Linked DNA regions of Mus musculus: region 2 is linked to region 1. A link is a loop called in an ENCODE intact Hi-C map of the cell type or tissue named here. Cell type or tissue: heart. All regions are shown on one strand.

What was found. Peaks named below come from ENCODE experiments on the same cell type or tissue, not always from the same donor. Only the 100,000 strongest peaks of a DNase experiment are listed, where the experiment ranks them.
Region 2: it touches region 1 in a loop (10-fold over the local background); 12 of 42 quality-filtered maps call a loop at or near these places.

What each region holds. Positions count from the first base shown.
Region 1 is chr3:144,815,693-144,823,692 of GRCm38, forward strand. Clca3a2 (chloride channel accessory 3A2) reads right to left here and starts at 3,802. Exons shown (of 14, transcript NM_030601.3): 1 at 3,619-3,802; 2 at 2,231-2,371; 3 at 1,458-1,605; 4 at 1,010-1,118. The coding sequence starts at 3,777. It overlaps Clca3b (chloride channel accessory 3B), which reads right to left. Exons shown (of 14, transcript NM_139148.2): 14 at 6,931-7,842. The coding sequence ends at 7,085. In heart, no CTCF peak of the experiment used is centred here; no DNase peak of the experiment used is centred here.
Region 2 is chr3:144,755,372-144,763,371 of GRCm38, forward strand. It overlaps Clca3a1 (chloride channel accessory 3A1), which reads right to left and starts at 5,606. Exons shown (of 14, transcript NM_009899.4): 1 at 5,193-5,606; 2 at 3,800-3,940; 3 at 3,036-3,183; 4 at 2,587-2,695. The coding sequence starts at 5,351. In heart, no CTCF peak of the experiment used is centred here; no DNase peak of the experiment used is centred here.

The DNA of each region.
Region 1 (8,000 bases):
AATTGTTTTTGGTGGAGTGTGGTGAGTCAAAATTATACTTAAAATTCTCTTAAATTCCCATGTATGATGGCACACGGCTTTGGCTTTATAGTAGTCTTCAATTTACCTTTTGACCTACACTGAAGGAAAATTGAAGGTAATTAATTCATTCTCAGCTGATCCTTTTGTGCACGGGTCCAGGCAGCTCTGCAGATCACACACACAGAGGGAGGCAAGCTGGGTAGGTGTTTTCAAGAACTCTATTTTATAAGATAGATGTCCTTTCAAAGACTGGCTACCTCTTCACATCAACTTCTATTTTTCTCAATACTTTTCTCAATGTACTAAGTGTCTGTCACTTTTAGATTTAAAGGCTTAAATACCTACAAGTTTATGCATATGGTTTGATTAGATTTCTCAGAGAATTTTATTTCTTAAAAAAATAAAATAAAATCAATGTACTCACGTATCCTCATGAAACATATGAATTTTTCACTAATTTAAAAGTAAAGTGTTTTTTTTTTTTATCACAAAGCTGTCTAGTAACTTAATTGACTTCAATGAAGTAGTTGTTTCCTACAATGTTTGGAAAGAAGTAGAAGAGGCATAGACTGGAGGGAGGGGCAGGGCATAATAGAATGTAAAGAAGGGAGGAGCATCACATGTCTTCTTTCTACACAGAGTTAGTATACAATATGCATGAAGAAATCAAAGTGTAAAATAATATTGGAAATGTCGGTAGGATTAAGTTGCAATTTGTTGATGTCTTTGGACTTAGCTATTACATTTTTCTGCTATCAATAAATGATATTTGAAAAAAATCCGGTGAGTACTGAGTTAGGTCCCTATATTTGATTATCTTCATTCCAAGGCAGGGACACCAGAACTAATTGAATATGTATTAGTACAAAATGGTACAGTGTCAATACTGTGTGAACTGTCTAAACATCCTGTCACTTGAACTGCCCAGAACAGACAGCAGAAGACCCTCAGGCAAGAAATTGTAGAATTGGAAAATTCACAGTGATACCTTGTTGCTTCTATAGTGTTCTTTCTAGAAATGTAGAAAGGCCGGTCCACGTTATACTCATCAAATACTCCCCACCGGAGATGGGCCCACTCATGGACAAAGACTCTGCCTGAGAGAGAAGACTGTCATCTACAAAACTGAAGTTTAAGTATTTGAATACAGTTTCCTTTTATTTTTAATCGCTTTGTCTATTTCCCAAATTGAAATCGTTACAAACTCTAAGAAATTGATAACTTTTAATAGTTGAAAAATTTGAATATGCTTGTTATAACAAGTGACCCGTTTTATGTATTAATTTGAATGCACAAATAGGTGGGATATAACTATCATAGTTTCAAACGCAGGTGTTAGTGAAGGCTTAATTTTCTTAAAGTCTTAGAAATCCACATTAATGTAGTGGTTTGCTTTTCCCCAGTGGAAATAAGAAGTATAAAGTAGTTATTTTTACCTCGGGGTCCATAGATACGCAAGTTATCAGTGAGTAGGAAGTTTGGAGTGAAGTGTATGTACTGTCCTCTGTCCCCACACTGTCCATACTGAAGGGTGTAGGGGTCGTCTCCATGTTGCAGGTGAGGATCCGCAACTATGACGTCTGCCTAAAGTGCAGAACAGCAAACCCAGTCAGATTCCAAAATGTTAGAATCAAGAGATTTTACAAACAAGGACTGTCTCACTTAAGTGATAAAAGTTAGGGTTGAGTAGAGGGCTCCGTGGGTAAAGTGCTTTCTGTTTATGCACAAGAACGGGAGTTTCGGTCCCAATACCCACTCAAAAGCTGGGCATGGTGACGTGTGTTTGTAACCCCACTGGAGAAGTGGTAGAGACAGACAGACTACCAGAGATTGTTCTCTAGCTAGCCTACCCAAATTGATGACTCTCAGGTTCAGTAACAGACCTTGTCTTTAAAAGTTAAAGGTCCAAAGCAAATAGAGGAAACCACCTAATATTAACCTCTGACTCCTACATGATCACACACACACACACACACACACACACACACACACACACACACACTTGGGGAGAGCATGTGTGTGCTTCCACACACATACACAAACATGTGAATGTGTACACATAGTCCACACAGATGTACACACAAGCACACAAAAGCAACAAAAAGTTTTAATACTTATTACTAACTTAATGGTTAACAATTATCAAACCTTGTAAACATTCATTTGGAAACCCACAAGAAACAGTTTAGGAGCTGGACAGGAAACCTACTTTGTCGTACGATTCTCGTTTTGGCATTAAGTACTCAGATTTTGACTTCCAGGTCATCGGGACTAATATGCTTATGTTCCTGAAATAAACTCTTCCTTGGCTGGCTTCAAACAGGTAGGTAGAAGCTTGAGTTACCATTTCCTGAGAAAATGAAAAGTGCATTGTGGTAGCAATCTCGAAACAAACTGAGCATAAATCATCTATACATAAACCAGAAGAAGCAAACGGAGGCTCCTCTTCCTCAAGTGTGTGTGCACAGAGTAACTGAAAAACTGGGATACATTTAACTGAATCTCTTGGATCCGTAAACTCATTTCCACATGCCCAAAGCTAACCCTGACCTTCACCTGCCCACCCCTCCAGGTGGCAGTTGGATTGGAGATGCGACGTGAGGCATAACAGGGATGAAAGTCAGAAGTCTGCAGGCAAGTGGTGTGTTAATCAATTTTTTTTACAATTGCATTGTTCAAACTCACAGGGAACTTAAGGTCTGGTAATTATTATATTCTATGTTAATTAAAATTGCTTTTGTTTTATTTTGAGTTACTGCCCAAGTAGAGCATATAAATAAATGACCAGATTATTAAAAAAACACACATTTTTTGGGTAAACTTTATATACGAATGTGTCTACACCCTTCCCCCATTCCTCCCACAACCCTCACTCTCCCTAACAAATTCACGACCTCATCTTCAATTATTATTGTTACACATATGTATACACAGCTATATTTATAACCCATTGAGTCACTCTGGCATGGCTCAAGAGCTAATAATAAAGACAAATAAGACTGGTTTGCTTCTGCCTGCTACTTGCTACAATCCTACAAATAATTCATTCAATTTTTAGAGGAACCCAGCCTTCTGCTCCTAAGCACTGCATGGAGATGTTGCAAGGACCTATGGACAAAGTACACAGGATGCAAACATTTTTATTAAACAAGTGCAATTAGAAACACATCAGCTTTAAGCATGTGTAAGTTTTCCTTCAAGGTAAGATAGGTAAGGATTTTCGGTTTTCCAAAGTTGAGCACGTAGGAGCAGCTGGAGGAGTGGGCAGGACATTTGCTGTATAGACTGTGTAAACCAACATTACTAAGATAAAGTGTGAGAACTCTTCTTCTTCTGAAGTCTCTTACCTTATCAAGTTAATAAATTATTAACAGGTTAAACACAGATTTTATTATATAATAAAATATAATGCTAGGCAGATTCCCATCATGACTGAAGATAATACTGCAGGCATGATGAAGACGGTCAAAGCGCCCCTTGGGAGGGTAAAACCGTGTGTGTGAGTGTGTAACTGTGTGTGTGAGTGTGTAACTGTGTGTGTGAGTTTGGATGTGCAGGCAACAGAATTATTGACCTGACAATAAAACCCCTTCTTACCTTTATGCTTGGGATGAGCCTTTCGTCCTCTGGCACACTGGGGTTAATGGCAATGACCACACCCTCGTATCCATTGCTGTTGAGATGCACCATGGAGCTCTCTGTGTTCTGCAGGAGATGCAGGGTGAGGAACAGAAGGACCTGCAGCCCTGGCACCATGGTCGCACTGCTCCAGTGAGAAGGAGCAGCACAGAAGGGCATTTATGTGTGTGCCTCGCTCGGGAATTTGAATCACGGCCAGAATATTTGCATAATTTGATAGAAATGCTGATATCTCTTGGGACTTTCCTTTTCTCCAACTGTTGACAGTATTCCACTGTGCCAGCCCAGGCTTGATGTACCTTATCTGTAAGATCCTCCCACATTATTTTTCTTGGAGTATCTTAAAGTTTTTTACCTTTCCCGAGTCACTGTTGTACTCTGTCTTGTTGCTTAAGCTCATCTTACCAACATAACACATCTTCTTACTAGATTTTAAATATTTTGTTAGCAAGAGATTATTTTTCTGAGTATAACTTCTCTCTCAGCCTCAATTTTTCTGACTCAAAACGAGGTCAATGAGGTCTTTAAAAAGGAATGTTGTGAAGATTAAATGTAATAACTCCTGAAGCAGGGCATGGGGCCTTATATTGCTGTGTTACACATGGAGTAGACCCTTTTAAAAAGAAAAGCCAGAAACAACAGAAGAAGAAGAAGAAGAGGAAGAAGAAGAAGAAGAAGAAGAAGAAGAAGAAGAAGAAGAAGAAGAAGAAGAAGAAGAAGAAGAAGAAGAAGAAGAAGAAGAAGAAGAAGAAAAGAGTTTCCTAGGGCCATCTGTAGTAAGAAATTTTGTTTCTTTAAAGACAGAAATATTATGAGAATGTGTTTTTCTTTTTATTCCCAGGTGTGGGACATGGAGCTGTGGGTTAGCACTTAAGCACACAGTGCCCTTGCAGTGTCCAGTACCAAGCCAGGCACTCCCATCCATCTGTAACCCTAGGTTCCAGGAATTCAACGCTTCTAGCCTGCTTTGGCACCTGAACTCATACACACACAACCACACACAGTCATACACACATACATGTAATTAACAGTGATAAAAAAAATCTTAAAAATACAGCATAAGAGAAATCTATTCTCTTGTCTGGAATGGAGACTCTCATCTTCTCTGTGACAAAACTGTTATACAATCTGGGGAGTACTACATGAGAGAATGCAGGAAAAGCACTTCAAGCAGGACTTTGACACTTAAAAAACTCAACTAGAATTATACACTATTATTAAACATCACATGCTGTTGTAAGTGTCAATGCTGACATAAGATTGCTAATTAAAATTTGTTTTTATGGCTTTAATTTGTAAAACTGTAAATAGAGTCTTCCAGGGTTTATGCTGGGAATGAGAAATCCCTGAGCTGCCCGAGGCTATGGGAAAAGCCAGCTGGTTGCAGGGAAAACTTAGCTTTCCTTCATGTTCTTATCTTCAACTATTGGGCCTGTCCCAGCTTGCAGTCCAAGCTTGATAAAGGCTGTGAAATCTTCCCACACTGTCCCCACTATAAGCATTTTTCTTTCTATCTACTTGAGTCACTGCTATGGCACCCCATCTGTTTATCTTGGGTGAATTTGGGCATACATAATGTATCACCTTAATAGCTCAACCATTTTCCTTCTGTCAAGAAAACTCTCCATCACAACTTAGCCTCTCTCATTCCCAATTTCCATAGCTGTAAAATGAGGAGAGCAAGTATCTTTCTAAAAACAAACAAAACAAAACAAAAACATTGCAAACATTAAATAAAATAATGCCTGAAACATCTGGTGTCCTACACTGCTGGATTACATATGTAATGAGACTGTCTCAGAAAACAAAACAAAACAAACAAGCAAAAAGCCCAAACCAATGTAACTAACTAAATAAAAGAGAAACATAATAAAGAGCACTTGCCATAGCAAGTGACCCTCCACCACCCAGTAAATCTCTTGTTGCCCTTCACCCACACAAAAGATGAGCATGCTTCTCTATGGTCTGTGCCCCTTACTGGTGCTCTGTATGAGTGTAGGATGCCGTCAGTGTGGGCATTGCCCCTGAAGGACTTGAAGACTTTTTTCGTGGATTAAGTTGGAATAAAATAATATTCAAAATACAAGTGAGAGTGGGGAAGGTTCCGCAGAGAGCTATAGCACAGCATCAGAGAACTCAGAATCAGAAAATAATTTCCCAAGGGGAGGGGAATCAGGAAAGCCCTCTGTGCAAGCTGAAGCTCCTTTGAGGGAATTTGTTCTAGGTTACAGCTGCGGACAGGGCAGCCTTGATCTTCCATCTCAGGCCTTTCAGCTTCAGTTTAGTTTCCTTCTTTGAGACAGGGTCTTGCTAAGTAGACCTGACTACACTGGAGCTCTGCATAGATCTGCCTGCCTCAGCCTCCCAAGGGCTGACATGGAAGGCTTATGTCGCTATACCTGAGACTTCAGACAATCTGCAAATTATATATGACACAGGATATGTTTTAGAAGCAGAGCCAGACTGTAATCTTAGAAATCACGGGAGAGTAGTTCTTGTTCCCATGTAAACAGTAGTTCTCAGCCCAAGATACAAGAGAATGTGGACTTCTCTGATAGATTTTATACGAGAAAGAGACTCCGTGTCTTGTGTAAATGCTAGGCAATACTCATTTGCCACTAGGCTTTTGGTATGGTTTGAATATGACTTATTTTCTCTACAGGCTGTCTTGAATTCATGCTGGGAAATGACTGTGCTGTGACCACAGAGTGACCCTTACTGGAGGCATAGAGGCAGAGTCACTCTTACTGGAATCAGTTTGCTCCTGTGAAGGTGCATTGTGCTGAGTGCTTCCTCACAGCCTCCGGCTGGTCCTTGATCTGGATCAAGTACAGGAACTCTGTGGTGTCCTTGCCAGAACCTGCCACTCGCTGGACCTTAGCCCTCTTAGCCTCCAAAACGCTTCCTCCGTACCTGACCCATTCTCAAGTGTCCTGTTGAATAACAGAACGGAGATTAATACAAGGAAGCAATTTGCCGACTTAGGGATTTTGCCTGTTTTTCTTTTGCTTTCTCATATTAAAAAAAAATGCAGAGAACATATAATAATGCTGTCTGGAAATGAGTTCGTGTTTCTCTTTTCGCAGATTTATAATGAAAATAGACATCATTTTCTCTTTCCGAGCTTTATATTCTGTTTCCTCGTGTAATTATTTCCATAAAATTACATGTTATAGTTACTGTAATAGCTTTTAGATATTGATATTTAGAAAATGAGTTGTTCGTTTTAACTCATTTTTCTCCCAAAGGTAGATTAAGGAAATACTGTGATTTATATATAGCAACTTATAATTTTAATAGACGCAAATAGGAAATTTACAGTATTGAATGTTCACGTTTATGTTACAAGGAGTTGTAGAGTAGACAATGAGGAGAGTAAATTTGAATTCAAAGGTTGAATTTCAGTTCTACTGCAATTTCTAGTTTAAAATATGAATAAAGTTGCAACAAGTACAAAAACTGTCAAACTGGGTACGGACACTTTGGTACCCAGACCAGGAGGGGTGCTGGGGGTACTCAGACCAGGAGGGGTGCTGGGGGTACTCAGACCAGGAGGGGTGCTGGGGGTACTCAGACCAGGAGGGGTGCTGGGGGTACTCAGACCAGGAGGGGTGCTGGGGGTACTCAGACCAGGAGGGGTGCTGGGGGTACTCAGACCAGGAGGGGTGCTGGGGGTACTCAGACCAGGAGGGGTGCTGGGGGTACTCAGACCAGGAGGGGTGCTGGGGGTACTCAGACCAGGAGGGGTGCTGGGGGTACTCAGACCAGGAGGGGTGCTGGGGGTACTCAGACCAGGAGGGGTGCTGGGGGTACTCAGACCAGGAGGGGTGCTGGGGGTACTCAGACCAGGAGGGGTGCTGGGGGTACTCAGACCAGGAGGGGTGCTGGGGGTACTCAGACCAGGAGGGGTGCTGGGTGTCAAATAAACTTGTGGAGGAATAAACTTCACAGCCTGTGCAATGTTGGAGACCTCAGAGGAGAGACGGGCTTCATTGTCAGCCTGGATTGCAATGTAGACTTGGGTGCCATTTTCTATTTTAAAAGTTTCTGGTTTGAATTTAAATGTTTCTTTTGAGCCAGCCTCTTTAGGCATTACACTGGAAGTATTCACTAAAGTAGAGTTGCTAAAATCTTCTTGGAGAGCCAGAGAATGCCCACTCATCCTGATGACGTATCTATATGCTAGAAAAGAGAAACATCACGTTCGTTAGCGTGGTGAGGATGTGTCTCTGACTCTTCTCTGGGGCTGCAGCCTTCCACCCAGAATCCAGGCTTCTTTTTAGAAAGATACAGAAAGAGAAGAACTCTGCTTTAAATTAGAGCAAGGTACACATAATATT
Region 2 (8,000 bases), 60 kb before region 1:
TTGGACCTAGAGCCCGTGCATGCTCGGTGAGCCCTCTGCAACACCTCTGCTTCCTCAGCCCCATATTGGTTTTTAAAATCCCTATGTATTTCAGTACTAGGAGTCAAATCAGTACTCTAAAATCTCTCTGTGGCAACTGCTATTGGTCATCCTCTACCACGCCCTCCACTTTGACAAGAGTAGATACAGGGCCGTGCCCCCCCAGGTTTCAATAGGAACAGTGGTTTTGAGATTTATTATTATTTTTAATGTTTATGTAAATGTTTGGTCTATGTGCTTCTTGCATATGTGTATGAGTGTGTTCATGTGGAGGACAAAGGGCGAACTCAGCTGTTATCCGAAGTCATTCCGTTCACTTCCTTTGAGGCAGGGTCTCTCCTCAGCCTGGAACTCACAGAGTAGGTTAGACTGACTGCCCGACCTCCCTTCCACAATCTTCCTTTCTCCTCCTCCCCAGTGCTGGGGTCGCAAACACGTACCTCCATGCCAACGTTGTTTTCGTGAGTTCTGGGCATCAGTCCTAGGTTCTCATGCTTGTGAGGCAAGTGCTCTATAGACTGAGACATATTCCCTGTTGGGTGTCAGGGGAGGTTCTGATACTCAACGTCCAGTTTGCTAATTTGTTCTTGATTTGTCAGTCAAGAAGGCTGTGAGCCAACTGTTGGGTGGAAGGGACAGGTTCCCGGGTCCCAAGAGGAAAAGGAGACACAGGGAAGGAGAGAAGAAGCTTTTCTGCCATGCTTGGAGGAAAAGGGACACAGCCACCATGTAAGACCTCGGGGGCAGCGAGGGCCTGTGGCCTCAGCTATGGGCGGGGTGCCAAAGATGTGTGGCAGGAGCTAATTGGAACAAGCCACTAAGTTTAGGGCAGGAGGAGAGATGGAGTTAAATTGGTTAGGGCACGCATTTCCGGGCTGGAGGTGTTAGCGCCCAGCAATTGTGCTTGGCAGGCAAATTAAGGTGAAATAACTGAGTGTGTGTCTTTCATCTGTGGATTTCAAAGGAAGCTGGCTTAGTGCTGGTTGCAATCAAGCCTGGAGCTAAGCCATGTGGAGCAAACGGGAGCCAGGAGGGACCAGTAGTGCCGCAGTTCCTGGGCAAGTTGGTAGTGTGTTTTAAAAACTACATGCAACAGTTGAGAACAGCATTTTTAGTTCATGTTCGTTATCATTGAACCAAAGATAGTATTTACTGTATTATAATAATGTTGTAGAAATGAAATGAACTAAGAGTTACTTAACAATTCTCCCCCAGTGAAGGAGCTAGCGAAAGTACCCAAGGAGCTGAAGGGGTCTGCAACCCTACAGGAGGAATAACAATAGGAACTAACCAGTACCCCCCCCCCCCCCAGAGCTTGTGTCTCTAGTTGTATATGTAGCAGAGGATGGCCTAGTCAGCCATCAATGGAAGGAGAGGCCCTTGGTCTTGTGAAGATCATATGCCCCTGTATAAAGGAATGCCAGGGGGGTTGCGGAGCAGAACGGGGGGGAGGGGGGGAGGCTATAGGGGACTTTTGGAGAGGAAACTAGGAAAGAGGGTAGCATTTGAAATGTAAATGAAGAAAATATCTAATAAAATAAATAAAAAAACCAATTCTTGACTAAAAGTTAAGAATTGTTTTTGGTGGAGTGTGGTGATCAAAATTAAGCTTAAAATTCTCTTAAATTCTCACACGGCTTTGGCTTTATAGTAGTCTTCAGTTTACCTTTTGACTTACACTGAAGGAAGAATTGAACATAATTAATTCATTCTCAGCTGATCCTTTTGTGCACGGGTCCAGGCAGCTCTGCAGATCACACACGGAGGGAGGCAGGCTGGGTAGGTGTTTTCAAGAACACTATTTTATAAGATAGATGTCCTTTCAAAGACTGGCTGCCTCTTCACATCAACTTCTATTTTTCTCAATACTTTTCTCAATGTACTAAGTGTCTGTCACTTTTAGATTTAAAGGCTTAAATACCTACCAGTTTATGCATAGGGTTTGATTAGATTTCTCAGAGAATTTTATTTCTTAAAAAAAAAAAGATCAATGTACTCTCAGATCCTCATGAGACACAGGATTTTTCACCAATTTAAAAGAAAAGCATTTTTATCACAAAGCTGTCTGGCAACTTAATTGTCTTCAATGAAATGGTTATCCCCTATAAGGTTTGGAAAGAAGTAGAAGCGACATAGACTGGAGGGAAGGGCAGGGCATATGAGAATGTAAAGAAGGGAGGAGCGTCACATGTCTTCTTTCTACACACAGTTAGTATACAATATGCATGAAGAAATCAAAGTGTAAAATAATATAGAATATGTCAGTAGGATTAAGTTGCAATTTGTTGATGTCTTTGGGTTTAGCTATTTCATATTTTTGCTATCAATAAATGATATTTGTAAAATTCTAGTAAGTCTGAGTTAGGTCCATATATCTGATTATCTTCATTCCAAGGCACCAGAACTAATCAAATATGTGTTAATACAAAGTGCTACAGTTTGAATATTGTGTGAACTGTCTAACACTCTGTCAGTTGAACTGCCAAGTACAGACAGCAGAAGACTCTCAGGCAACAAATTGTAGAAATGGAAAGTTCACAGTGATACCTTGTTGCTTCTATAGTGTTCTTTCTAGACATGTAGAAAGGCTGGTCCACGTTATACTCATCAAATACTCCCCACCGGAGATGGGCCCACTCATGGACAAAGACTCTGCCTGAGAGAGAAGACTGTCATCTACAAAACTGAAGTTTATGTATTTGAATACAGTTTCCTTTTATTTTCAATCACTTTGTCTATTTCCCAAATTGCAATTGTTACAAACTCTAAGAAATTGATAATTTTTAATAGCTGAAAAATTCGAATATGCTTGTTATAACAAGTGACCCATTTTATGTATTAATTTGAATGCACAAATAGGTGGGATATAACTATCATAGTTTCAAACACAGGTGTTAGTGAAGGCTTAATTTTCTTAAAGTTTTAGAAATCCACATTAATGGTAGTGGTTTGCTTTTCCCCAGTGGAAATAAGAAGTATAAAATAGTTATTTTTACCTCGGGGTCCGTAGATACGCAAGTTATCAGTGAGTAGGAAGTTTGGAGTGAAGTGTATGTACTGTCCTCTGTCCCCACACTGTCCATACTGAAGGGTGTAGGGGTCGTCTCCATGTTGCAGGTGAGGATCCGCAACTATGACGTCTGCCTAAACACAGAACAGCAAACCCAGTCAGATTCCAAGATGTTAGAATCAAGAGATTTTACAAACAAGGACTGTCTCACTTAAGTGATAAAAGTTAGGGTTGAGTAGAGGGCTCCGTGGGTAAAGTGCTTTCTGTTTATGCACAAGAACGGGAGTTTCAGTCCCAATACCCACTCAAAAGCTGGGTATGGTGACGTGTGTTTGTAACCCCACTGGTGAAGTGGTAGAGACAGACAGACTACCAGAGATTGTTCTCTAGCTAGCCTACCCAAATTGATGACTCTCAGGTTCAGTAGCAGACCTTGTCTTTAAAAGTTAAAGGTCCAAAGCAAATAGAGGAAACCACCTAATATTAACCTCTGACTCCTACATGATCACACACACACACACACACACACACACACACACACTTGGGGAGAGCATGTTTGTGTGCATCTACACACATACACAAACATGTGGATGTGTACAAATAGTCCACACAAATGTACACACAGACACACAAAAGCAACAACAAGTTATAATACTTATTACTAACTTAATGGTTAACAATTATCAAACCTTGTAAACATTCATTTGGAAACCCACAAGAAACAGTTTAGGAGCTGGACAGGAAACCTACTTTGTCATACGATTCTCGTTTTGGCATTAAGTACTCAGGTTTTGACTTCCAGGTCATCGGGACTAATATGCTTATGTTTCTGAAATAAACTCTTCCTTGGCTGGCTTCAAACAGGTAGGTAGAGGCTTGAGTTACCATTTCCTGAGAAAATGAAAAGTGCATTGTGGTAGCAATCTCAAAACAAACTGAGCATAAATCATCTATACATAAACCAGAAGAAGCAAACGGGGGCTCCTCTTCCTCAAGTGTGTGTGCACAGAGTAACTGAAAAACTGGGATACATTTGACTGAATCTCTTGGATCCGTAAACTCATTTCCACATGCCCAAAGCTAACCCTGACCTTCACCTGCCCACCCCTCCAGGTGGCAGTTGGATTGGAGATGCGACTGCAGTCTGTGCGTTAGGCATAACAGGGATGAATGTCAGAAGTCTGCAGGCAAGTGGTGCGTTAATCAATTTTCTTACAATTGCATTGTTCAAACTCACAGGGAGCTTAAGGTTTGGTAATTATTGTATTCTATGTTAATTAAAATTGCCTTTGTTTTATTTTGAGTTACTACCCAAGTAGAGCATATAAATAAATGACCAGATTATTAAAAAAAAACACACATTTTTTTGGTAAACTTTATATATGAATGTGTCTACACCCTTCCCCCATTCCTCCCACAACCCTCCTTTCCCTAACAAACTCACGACCTCATCTTCAATTATCATTTTACACATATGTATACACAGCTGTATTTATAACCCACTGAGTCACTCTGGCATTGCTCAATGTCTAATAATAAATACAAATAAGACTGGTTTGCTTCTGCCTGCTACTTGCTACAATCCTACAAACAATTCATTCAATTTTTAGAGGAACCCAGCCTTCTGCTCCTAAGCATTGCATGGAAATGTTGCAAGGACCTATGGACAAAGTACACACGACGCAAACATTTTTATTAAACAAGTGCAATTAGGAACACATCAGCTTTAAGCATGTGTCAGTTTTCCTTTAAGTTAAGATAGGTAAGGATTTTCCAAAGTTGAGCACGTAGGAGCAGCTGGAGGAGTGGGCAGGACATTTGCTGTATAGACTCTGTAAACCAACATTACTAAGATAAAGTGTGAGAACTCTTCTTCTTCTGAAGTCTCTTACTTTACCAAGTTAATAAATTATTAACAGGTTAAACACAGATTTTATTATATAATAAAAATATAAAGCTAGGCAAATTTCCATCTTGACTGTAGATAATACTGCAGACATGATGAAGATGGTTAAAGTGCCCTTTAGGAGGGTAAAACCGTGTGTGTGAGTGTGTAACTGTGTGTGTGAATGTGTAACTGTGTGTGTGAGTTTGGATGCGCAGGCAACAGAATTATTGACCTGACAATAAAACCCCTTCTTACCTTTATGCTTGGGATGAGCCTTTCGTCCTCCGGCACACTGGGGTTAATGGCAATGACCACACCCTCGTATCCATTGCTGTTGAGATGCACCATGGAGCTCTCTGTGTTCTGCAGGAGATGCAGGGTGAGGAACAGAAGGACCTGCAGCCCTGGCACCATGTTCGCACTGCTCCAGTGAGAAGGAGCAGCACAGAAGGGTATTTATGTGTGTGCCTCGCTCGGGAATTTGAAATAATGTGATCCCTGCCCCCCCAGCCTGTCCTGGACAAGCAGTCCTTGAACATTCTTCCCAGAAGACCTTGGCTATTTGCCATGATAGGCAGGATATACATACTTTGTATGATAGGCCTTATCGGCCTGAACAGAAACAGCTGCCTTAGCTGCAGCTATGAACTTTGGTGTAGTGGAATTCATGAACGGACAAGAAATGGAAACTTATCAGATTGGCTGCTGTGCTGTTGCTACCTGCATTGCTATTCTGGGGTTGGGTTTTGAGGTTTACCCCTATATATATGCTGTGCTAAATATTAAACATGAGCCTTGGCTCCATGTTTCTTTCACCCTCCCATCTCCTCCCCGCCCCCCTGCCCTTTTTATTTCCAGCCCTCCTTTCAGGCGAGCCCTGCTTGAGTCTAAGCCACTGGACAGCCACAAATCAAGTCCAGAATATTTGCATTTATGTGTAGGGTGAAGTCCTCGTGACCGTCCTTATTGCTTTCATTCTGGAGACTTAATGGTTAAATGTCAGTGGGGACTAAGGTAAACACATCTATGGTTCTTTCTAAGGCACCAAGTATTTCCTGAAGTGAGCTATCCTTTTGGATTGTTTGTGAAGCCACCCTCATAGCTGTGGGTACTTGTCATTGTGACCGTCTTCATCACTGCCACCCCATCTTCATAAAGATACAGCCCCACAGTTCTAAGTTTTCAGGGTCTGTTTATAGGGTGAGGTTAGCAAGTGATTTAAAAAAAAATCACAGGAAAGAGCAGATGGAAAGGCTGGTGTTAAAAAAGCAAACAACGAACAGGGCTGGAGTGGGCGTGGCAGAGATTTATGACTTTATGTTCCTTCTCGGGAGGGGACTGTTAGAAGCACAATGCTTCAAAACCGGCCTTGGATCACGTGGGACTTTCCTTTGTCATCTTCCATGATAGCTCCTAGTTTGTTTCGGCTTTTGAGTGGCACTGAGTATTCCACATCCTTTTGTAACTTGAGAACTTAATATTCTTCACCTGAGAGTTTTTTGTTTGTTTGTTTGTTTTTTTGTTTTTTTGTTTTTTTCCATTGACTAAAGTGCTCTATAGCTTGAGTCGGTTGTACAGTGTCATCATGAGTGCGCTCGAAGCTGGCTGAATGTGAGCCCAACTCCTTCTTGTCCTGGTCACTTAAAAGTCACATATTTCTCTGTTAGGGTTGTGTGACTTTTTTTTTTTAAGCTTTGTCTTTTGTAAAATATCTGAATTGTTATGAGATGTTGGAACTGCTAAATGAATTAATCCATGGGAAACATGTCTTACTGCCTTACACAGTAAGACCATGTTGCAAGCAAGCAAACAAAGAAAATGATAAAGAAAAAAAGATGTTATTGTCCTATTCTGGCACAAAGTAGACCTCAGCAAATTAATGTTTATTCCTTGATTTTCTTGTATTTTTCGATTTATGTGAAAAAATTGAGTGCTTCAGGAGCATCACCCAGTGCTCTGTGGTCAGGCACAGAAATGAGAAAACTCTGGCATTGTCTCCAAAGAACTCAAAGCCTTGTCTCATGAGTTAGACTGGACCGATAAAGCGTTCAAACACAAGACAGCGGGAAAGATGCCGCTTTGTTGCGGATGCGCCTGGTGCTGTTCTTGTGAATGAATCCCCTAATGAATAAAGTAGCCAATCACTGGGTAAGTGCCAGGAGCCATGGCCTCAGCCATGGCCTTGTGGATATTTTCTGGCTCACATAAACAATCCTGAGAGAACATTCGTGGTCATAACAGTAAGAATGTTTGTGGGTAAAGCGTACACGGTGACCATTGGTTTCAGGAGCTGAAGATTGCCACCTGACTTTCAGAGAGCCCCTTGGCTCTTCCCTCCTCCCTCAGAGCCTCCTCTTGCTTATGCTTATATTGCTACTCCTGAGTAAAGTTTTTCAGACCTTGATCAGTATGATTGACTTGCTCTCATTCTTCGTCTGTCTTTCCCTCCCACTCTCTCACTCCCTTGCCCTGAGTCCCCGATGATCATCCCTGCAGGTCGGGGCAAACTGGCACACAGCGTGTGGCTCTGGGTTTGGGGTCTGAGAGAGACCACTCTTTGCATTGGGTCTACGATTCGTCAAGAGGTGAGTGAAAACCCACACTGAACCGCCACTTCATTAGGAAGTAAGCGAAGGCCCGGTGTGGTGGCCCACGCCTTTAATCCCAGCACTTGGGAGGCAGAGCAGGCAGATTTCTGAGTTCGAGGCCAGCCTGGCCTACAAAGAGGGCTCCCGGACAGCCAGGGATATACAGAGAAACCCTGTCTCGAAAAACCAAAAAACCAAAAAAAAAAAAAAAAAAAAAAAAAAAAAAGGAAGTGAGTGTAGATCCGCATTGGGTCGCCACTCCGTCAAGAGGTGAGTGAAGACCTGCACTGCGCCTCTGCTTTGTCAAAAAGTGAGTGAAGGACTACAATGGGCTGCTGCTTCACCAAGAAGTGAGTGAAGGCTCGCACTGTGAGAATGATCCGAGAATGGGAGGAAGAGTGGCTAGACTATGGGACAAACAATAAGTAAATATAAATTGTTTTTAAAGGAATCTCAAGGAATCCCTCAAGACAGG